Regions from separate parts of the Mus musculus genome. Here region 2 is linked to region 1. A link is a contact called in ENCODE Hi-C or POLR2A ChIA-PET data. All regions are on one chromosome and are shown on one strand. Each heading gives the region's core, a stretch centred on a gene start or an enhancer-like site at or near the end of the contact. The rest is flanking DNA. Distances are from core to core; before and after follow the strand shown.

Region 1 (4,442 bases), core at 127-2,626:
TGTGTTTAGCTCAAACACAAACATGCCACCCCCCAAAAAAAGAAAAGCAAGGTTTGTCAGGAATATGACACCCCGATTAAGATACTACTGCCAGAATAGTAATTTCTTGCAATCTAGATGTCATTACAAGACTTCCTGAACTTTCCATTGTACTTAAGGCATTGCCAGTCACCACTCAAATGTATGAGTTTCCAGGAATTCAGGCCCAAGTCACTTCTCGGTGTTCCCCGAACCAAATCTAGTGACAGAACCTTTTGAATAGCTATAAGGCTGGCCTTTAACTGCTAGTCCTTCTACCTTGGCCTCCCTAGTGTTGGCATTACAAGTGTGACCGAATAGCACCAGCTACAAAAGAGCACTTCAAGAGACTAGGTATGCCGGCTAGTGGTGGTGCATGCCTTTAACCCCAGCACTTTGGAGGCAGAGGCAGGTGGATTTCCGAGTTTGAGGCCAGCCTGGTCTACAGAATAATAATTTCTGTTAATAATAATAATAATAATGTGAGTTCCAGGACAGCCAGGGCTATACAGAGAAATCCTGTCTCGAAAAAACAAAAAACAAAACAAACAAAAAAAATGAGACTAGGTATTTATTGGGGGGTTCTGTAGTCCTACTTTGACCTGGAGTCTACACTCAACTCTGCATTTGACTTATTGGCTAGCCCTTTGAAAGCACCCCTTATCCTGTACTGGGCTTGGTTCTCCATCTGTATTTCTAACACTCATTAACTCCTCAAATATTTGCTTATTGCATCCTGGCACTATCTGCTAGCAATACAGGGTGGAATACACAGAACCAACATTTACTGAATGCTTACTTTACACTTCACCTTTTGCTAGGGGAGTTATGTACACTAACTGATAACCTGTGAGATATTTTCCAAACACAACAAAGGAAGGAACAGAGGCAGCGTGAAAATGAAGTCACTTCTCCAGGATAGCAAAGCACTTGGCTGAAGGATCACTTCTAGGCTATGTGGCTTCGAAACCTACCACCCGTGTAACCACAGCCAATTCTTGCTCCCCAAAGCGATGACAATTTCAATGACTTGCATTTTGGTTCCAGGCCAGGAATACTGGGAGGAATTACCTTCTTGTCACCACAAGGGTACCAACACATTAGAGTAGGTTAGAGGAATGATCTAGAAATCTACATCAGGTAAGCAGCAGCTCTCTTCCGCACTCCGGCAGTTTCCACGCCCGTAGGCAGACCGAGGAAGGGAGCGTGGGCGGGCCTTAAAACACGCACGCCCCTCGGGGCATCCCATTGGGTACAGCTGAGCATGTCGGGGCGGGCCCTTTCCGAGTCTCACGGAGCCCGCCCCCCACGCCGTTCCCAGCTCTCGCCCCGCCCCACCCCGCCCCGCCCCGCCCCCACCCTCGTCAGCTTCCTCTGTTGCTCCGTCATTAATGACACCAACGAGAGGATACCGCCTGCGTCTAGAGCAGCCTGGTTCCGAGCGTAACAGAGTGGGCCTTGGACCTCTCACGTCCAAGCCTCGTGAGGCAGCGCTTTCCTGCCCTGGAGCCGTTCTAGATGCGGTGAGTGCCAAAACCTCGGCCCCCACTTCAAGCACAACCCAGAGCTACTGCTTCCCTCCCTCCCCTGGGAAGGCCAGGGCCCTAGCCTGGGCCCTAGCCCGTTCCCAGCATGCTCCACTAGGGATGCCTTGGCAGGTGCGGCGGGAGGACCCAGCGGGAGTGGGGAAAGCAGCCTTCCGAGAGCTTCTCCCTTGGCCCTTCAGTGGGACACTGATATCCATCCTGGTACCCAGTCTCCATTTTGATCTCCATCCACTTTCTCCTTCTAAAAACAGAAAAAGAAAGAAAGTTTGTCGCAAAAACATACTTTCTGCTTTCTCTTGTGTGTGCGTTTTAAGTTCCCTCCTCTGTACAAAAATATCCCATCGTGCGGATTGTTGGTGTTACTTTTTTTTTTTTAATTCCTCAGCGGAGAAAAAAAAATGTTAGGATAATTTGTACAAATAATTTTGTGTAGAATTAGTAGACGTTTTGAGTTTTAATAGTATTTTTGCCGTTAGGAGGAAAAATTCTGGAAATTTTTGACACAAAATCATATGAAGGTACTTGTCTGGATTGTTGAGTATTGGCCAGAAATAATGATCATGTGATAAGAACTGCAATTATAACAAGTAATATAAAGGTGAACTTTACAATGCTGTTTTGAGGCATAGCTTTTCTGTTCTTTCTCCTTTCCTATGGGAAGTGTTTATTGACCAAGTTCTCTGGATTACAGAGGGAAACTACCATCTTGCCTTCCCCCACCCACTTCCCCACACACTCTTAGAAACTGCACCTGTCCTTCAAACAGCTGTCTTTGTGGTAAAAGTCAAAGTTCATTTCTTTTATAAGAAAACAATAGGAGCCAGAAGTGTTGCCACACACAAGTAATACCAGCACATGGACAAATGAAACGAGAGGATCACAAGTTCAAGATCAGCTGGAGATACATAGTGAAACCCTATCTCACATCTTAGAAAAGGGGACAGGAAGGGGGGAGACAGGGTCAGTGTAGTATCCTTGTAGCATTATGGGAAAATTTGGTGCAAGCATCAATTATGTTTACTAGATCCACATGTCGCGTTTATAGGTCACTTCTACCACTGATAGCCTTTGTGACTTTAGATCAGCTATTTAACCTTTATGGTTCTCCATTTCCCCATTTAAAAGAAGTCTTTGTGTGACACTAGAGGGGGTCCCAGCGTTGAGTATTAAGGTCAGATGGGGCAGACATTTGGTAGCCTGCTCTATCACTCTCCCCTTTATTCTTCCTGAACCAGGAAATATGTTGAAGGCCAGCAGGCCCCAATGAGCTCCTGCCTCCAACCCCACAGTGCTGGGGTTAGACATGGCTTCCTGCCTTGCCCAGCTTTTTATATGGGCACTGGGTATGGAACTCAGGTCCTCAGGAAACTCAGGTCCACCGAATCATCTTTCCAGCCCCATTTTTTTTAAATTGACACATAACTGGACATATTCTTTAAATGAGAGAAATGACCTCAGGTAACAGCTTCTAAGGTCCTTTTCAACCGTAAGAGACACCGTGGAAGTAGAAGGAGTCCAGTGAAACTTTGAAGAGTTGCAGAAGAGACTGGGGAACATTCAGTCTTGACGAGCAACAATGTAAACCATAATATTGTCAGCTGTTTTGTTTACATTGGCTCTCCTTCCACTTTCTAATTGAAATTAAAATACAGAAGGTTCCCCTCTCCTCCTTTTTATTTATTTTTTAACTTTCTCAAGGAATTAAGTATCTTTCGAGGAGCTAAAAATAGTCACAAATGTTCCCCAAATAATGCCTATATTGACTTCTTTCTCCAAACAACTTTCCATCGTGGGCTTTTATTACATCATTAATTGATATACTATGTAGTAAGACATTTAGTCTTAGGGGCAGAGTGTTAATTATAACATATGCTACTAACCACATGAAATGTGTTTTAGATTGCTTAAAATACCTCAGGACATTAACTACCAGTTAAATCAAGCAGTAGGTTGAAGGAGAAATTTGATACTGGTGGTGGTGGTGGTGGTGATCATCATCATGGTCGTCATGGTGGAGGAGGAGGTGGCAGTGGTGCTGGTGGTGATGGCTGCGGTGGTGGTGGCAGCAGCTGAGGCAGAAGTTGTGGTGGCTGTAGCTAAGGTATGGTGGTGAGAAACCTTTAATTCCAGCACTCAGGAGGCAGAGGCAAGTGGATCTCTGAGTTCAAGGCCAGCCTGGTCTACAGAGTGAGTTCCAGGACAGCCAGGGCAACACAAAGAAACCCTGGGCCAAAAAAAAAAGCCAAAAAATGAAAGAAAGAAAGAAAGAAAGAAAGAAAGAAAGAAAGAAAAGAAAGAAGGAAAGAAAGAAAAGAAAGGAAGAAAGAAAGAAAGGAAGGAAGAAAGAAAGAAAACGAAGAAAGAAAAGAGAAATTTGAGTTTAAATTGAGTATCTGTTCAACTTACAGGTCTGGATGTAGAAGCTCTTTTATAATTAGCCAGAAGTACTAACAGGGCAAGTTTGCCATACAAAATATTTAGAGAACGATGGAAAAACATTGTTTATCACATTAGTTTCTAGGCTAATGCTTTCACTTGCCACTTTGTTAAATAAATGATGGATAAAATTACTCCTCTACACATACATACACACACACACACACACACACACACACACTACAAATTCCAATCCTTGAATGAGTTTCTATAATGTTGCAGTTTCGACCCAATGCCAGTGGAAGGATACTGAGTACTTGTCACAGTATGCTTCTCACCTGATTTTAAGCATGTGGACCTTTGGTTTTTAAACATTAAGAACAAATGTAAGTATATGAGAAATAACCAAGTAAAATTATTAGACTATGTATTTGAAAAGTCTTTTTCTTTGCAGGAAAAAATGCTTTCAGAAAGCAGTTCCTTTTTGAAGGGTGTGATGCT
Region 2 (4,809 bases), core at 435-2,934, 35 kb after region 1:
TTTAGAATGAAAACAACCTAACCTTTGATATTCAGCTACTCTAATCTTTACATGGAAAAAAACAAGGACTTACCATCGGACAATTTTCACAGGGTCTTTCTTAGGCATGATTTGATTAAGCCATGGTTCAATACCTGGAAATTGCTCTAGCAATTGATTTTTAATACCCTTAATAACCGAGGTTTTCAACTGGATGCAGTTGGACACATTTTCTTTTTCATCAAATCTGGCAAATGATTTTTTTTTGAAGAGAAAAAAAAAGGGCATTGCTAAGCAGAAGAATCAGAAATCTAAAAGTAAGGTTCTAATTAATCATCTATTCCCAAGCAAGTACTCATGCTTAAAATAATTATGAAATAAATTGTTTTTAAAATACAAATTTCCATTTGTCTTATACAATACAAAACCAACGTGTTAAAGACAGTATTAGAATAAACTCTCATACATACTGCAATTATTGGGGGCAAAGAAATTGTTATGCTAGAATCTGTTGTCAGCTAACAAAAATGCCTTTTACTGAAAATTTCTGCTCAAAGGAAAAAAAGACTCCCATCTATTTAATAAAAATCTATTTTTTAATCTAAAAGAAACCTCACACATTAAAATACAAAAGACTAACCGAAGCATAACAAAAGAATGAGAGCCCCAGCAGGCTATGTAGTCTGTTGTTTTTTGTTTTTTTTTTTTTTAAAGAAATAGTGAGATAATTTTAAAATCCCTGTCCAGATTTGCTCAAATTTTCATGCACAAAACCCACCTTCCTTTGCCCATGTTCCCCTTTTTTCCTTTTGCGTCTATCAGATCTGGAAGATAAACCCACTGGATAGGTTTCCAAGGAAATTGGTCTTCCTTACACAGACTAGCACATAGGGCTACCACGTTGTTCTCAAGACAAGGTTAATCTAGCAGCTTAGCAATAGGCTTGACAGGCCAGCCGCTTGCTTCCTGTCACCCAGACTCCCTCACTGCCATGACCCAGGAAGTCAAGCCTTCCTTTTTTCAGTTCATAACTAATAAACATATAGCAGAGTGCAGGGCTCTCCTCTCAGCTGAGGATGTGCCCCTAAATCACAGTGCAAGGATGTGATTGGTAGAATACTAGGAATGGAGATAGCACTGCTGGAAAGGCAGAACAGGGCTAAGGAAAAAGGAAATGGGAGCGGGAGAGCCAAGCCCCGACTGAAGATTAAGGATGGAAAGCTTAAAGAAGTGGTCCAAGTCCGAAGTGAGCATAGTACTATACTTTACAAAACCTTAGGAAGTCAGGATGGCAGGGGCGGGGGAGAGAGAAAGAGGACCTTTGCTCTCTCCCTCTTCCCCACCCCCACCCCCACCGCCTTTCTAAGCAGCCAATGGAGGCCACAGCGTGTCCTTACTTCTTGAACATGATCCAAGGTGAAAGGGGCGACGATAGGGAAGGGCCCGGAATGGGAAGGAAATTGAATTAGGAAGGGTCCAGCACGAGGAAGGCCTGCACTGACAGTCGGAGCTGCTGTCGTTAATCCGGAAGGCGAAAACACTATCCGCTTTACGGCCCTTAGCGAAATCTGACTACTTCCGCTCCTCTCGACTCCACGTTGACGCTTTTGTCGGCTCCTTTTCAGTAACAGCTTAGTCTCCATTGGGGGTAGCCGAAAGGGCGGGACTTCAGAAGGAAGAAGTGATCAAGCAATTCTTTCTGGTTGCTGGAAGAATAGAGTGGGGGAGGGAATCAATCAAAGCAGAAATTGTGGCAGTCAGTTACGGGTTCCTCAAAGGGTCAAGATTCTTAGGTCTTTGTTGCCACCTACCACTATGCTAAATAGTTTGTAAGGATAATAGGTTTTGCTTCCTATCTGAAGCAACAGAGTGAATTGATGCCTATCAAGCTGCTTGAGCCTAGGCGAGCCTCATAGCTTCATGTTAAATTAATGTCAAAGTTGTCAGGTTCAGCAAATAAAATTACAAGATACCTAGTCAAATTTGAATTTCAAATAAGGTGAACACCTTTTGGTGCAAGTATACTTCATCTACGTTTTGACCTTGCTTATGCTAAGAACTACTTGTTTTTCTGAATTTAATTGAACAACCTTTTTTTTAATCTGGTAGCTATAATCATTGGACAGTGAAGTGCTGTCATAGAATTATCAAATAAGTCATCAGGTTGCTGTCCCCTGCTTCACTCTGATAGTTAAAAACTGAACTATAAATCAGGAATGTAACAGGACATCTTGGCACAAGCTTTTAATACCAACCAGTACAGGGATGGGAGTTGGGGTGGGGGTGGGGGCAGGACAGGCTGATGATCTCTGAGTTCAAAGCCAGCCTGGTCTACAGAACTAGTTCCGGAACAACTAGAACTACACAGAGAGCCTGTCTTGAAAAAGAAGCAAAACAAATAAAATTGATTTCTTGAACACAAACAAAAATGTAATTTCCTCCCAGGCATGATAACTCATGCCCTAATCACAAACCTTGAAGGGTTGGAGAAGACTTGAGACCCTATCTCTAAAAGAAAACAAATGAAAAAAGGAAAATAAGGTAATTCCCTTAAAGAATAAAAAGACTGCTGCTCCAGTAATAGTAGTCACAAGTGAAATGAAAAGATAAAGAAATACATTTTGGTTGTATGGTAGGGGGTTGTTGTTTGTTTTGTTTTGTTTGTTTTTCTCTGAGACAGAGTTTCACTATATATGCTAGCTGACCTGGAACTCCTTATGGTGATCAGACTGGCCTCAAATTCAGACGCCTGCCTGCTTCTGCCTCACTCGTACTGGGATTAAAAGCATGTGCCACCACATTAAGCTTTGAATACTTTCTAAAACATTTTTCTTAAAGATTTATTTATGTATTTTATGTATATGAGTTCACTCTAGCTGTACAGATGGTTGTGAGCCATCATGTGGTTGCTGAGAATTGAACTCAAACCTCTGCTCACCCAGGCCCTGCTCACTCCGGCCCAAAGATTTATTTATTATTATGTGTAAGTACACTGTCGCTGTCTTCAGACACACCAGAAGAGGACATCGATTCCATTACAGATGGTTGTGAGCCACCATGTGGTTGCTGGGATTTGAACTCAGGACCTTCAGAAGAGCAGTCAGTGCTCTTAACCACTGAGACATCTCTCCAGCCCTAAATTTTTTTTTAAGAAAACAAAATTATGCTTCTTGAGGGTTTTCAATCAGAAAGGTAAAAAACGAAATCATGATGGCAAAGGGATTAAAGACTACTCAATATGTGAGACACAGAAATACTAGATCTATAAGACAAATACCACAGTCTCTCTAGGGGCAAATATTCTAGTCCTCAATGGGGATATGAACCTTTAAAATATTCCAGACAAACCTACTATGCATTTATATTGTTCAACTGTTTGTGAATAATTAGTGGTTACCATGCCTACCTTGTCTTGATTCTATGGTATCAACAATCTTCATTTAATAATTTAATATTTTCCAATCAAATCTGCATGACCGATTATGTTTGTCTTTATAAATTAACAATTTGGTATTCCTGTTTACCCATCAGTCTTTTGTGAACATCTTTAGCATGTATCTGTATTACTAATATCAATCAACACTGAAGCATTTGGAATATTGCATTTATAAACATGCAAAACTGAAGCTGGGTCGGCCATGGTAGCCCCTAGGTATAATCCTAGCAGGAGCAAAGCATGGAAGTCGAGGCAGGAAGGAGGAGAGGTCAGCGGCACCTTGGCTACAAAATGGAACTGTCTCAGGAAAAAGAAAGTCCACAACTTCTTGCCAAGTAGTACTCCTCTCCTAGCAATTCTCATGCTGCTCTAAGAGCCTGCATTTCATAACAAGTACATTATAAACAACCATTACTAAGGAGGTTAGTGTTAGTGAAAATAGATAATTCGCTACAAGTTACACAGATGCTCTCTGATTTAAGATGGGATTACCAAGCCATAAACCCATTCTATAAACTGAAAATATCATTAAATTGAAAGCATGTTGGGGCTGGAGACATGGCTCCGCAGTTAAGAGCACCCGCTGCCCTTCCAGAGGTCCTGAGTTCAATTCCCAGCAACCACATGGTCGCTCACAACCATCTGTAATGGGATCTGATGCCCTCTTCTGGGGTGTCTGATGACAGCTACAGTGCATTCACATAAAAATAAACAAATATGGTCTACAGAGTGAGTTCCAGGACAGCCAGGGCTCTACAGAGAAACCCTGTCTCAAAAATAAATAAATAAATAAATAAGCCAAATAAATCTTTTTAAAAAAAGAAAAGAAAGAAAGCATCTTTAAATACATCTACCCTAAAAAGCAGCATAACTTAGCAATGTGGAACATTATTGAGAGAGAACTGGTTGTTTCCCTTCATCATCACTGACTGATGGAAAGACACGGGCTTTACTGTCATTCCCCAGCCTAGCAAAACAATATACCACATGTCACCAAACCAGGAGAAGATAAAAATTCGTTTCTACTGAATGCATATTATTTTTGCATCCACCATCAAACCATCAGGGTAATCTGTATCTGGCAACATTGTATGTAATTAGTATGTTCTACAAGCAAATCAAAGTTAATTTCTTGGACAAAAAAATAGTAACAAATTAGCCAGATGTGGTAACACATACCTTTAATTCTAGCACTTGGGAGAGAGGCAGGCAGATACCTGAGTTTGAGGCCAGCCTTGTCTACAAAGCAAGTTCCAAGGCAGCCAGGGCTACACAAAGAAGCTCCGTCTTGAAAAAAAAAATAATTTCTTAAACTTTTTGTTTGAAAATCTACACTGGATCTGGAGAGATGTTTCCCCAGTTAAGATGACTGGCTGCTTTTCCAAAAGGACCTG

What was found. A loop is a pair of places that touch in the nucleus more often than their neighbours do. ChIA-PET counts read pairs that join two places held with the same protein, here RNA polymerase II (POLR2A).
Region 2: a loop to region 1 is called in a map of heart, with 9 times the contacts of the local background. The contact joins the promoter of Mcts1 here to the promoter of C1galt1c1 in region 1. A Hi-C loop is called at or near these places in 7 of 37 maps with a recorded cell type or tissue (heart and left cerebral cortex). POLR2A ChIA-PET finds 5 or more read pairs at or near these places in 4 of 5 experiments (Patski and embryonic stem cell).

The regions. Positions count from the first base shown.
Region 1 is chrX:38,632,077-38,636,518 of GRCm38, reverse strand. C1galt1c1 (C1GALT1-specific chaperone 1) reads left to right here and starts at 1,376. Exons shown (of 2, transcript NM_021550.3): 1 at 1,376-1,541; 2 at 4,396-4,442. The coding sequence starts at 4,402. Gm52440 (a long non-coding RNA gene) reads right to left here and starts at 1,231. Exons shown (of 2, transcript XR_003953098.1): 1 at 1,090-1,231.
Region 2 is chrX:38,597,346-38,602,154 of GRCm38, reverse strand. Mcts1 (malignant T cell amplified sequence 1) reads right to left here and starts at 1,684. Exons shown (of 6, transcript NM_026902.4): 1 at 1,377-1,684; 2 at 74-226. The coding sequence starts at 1,387.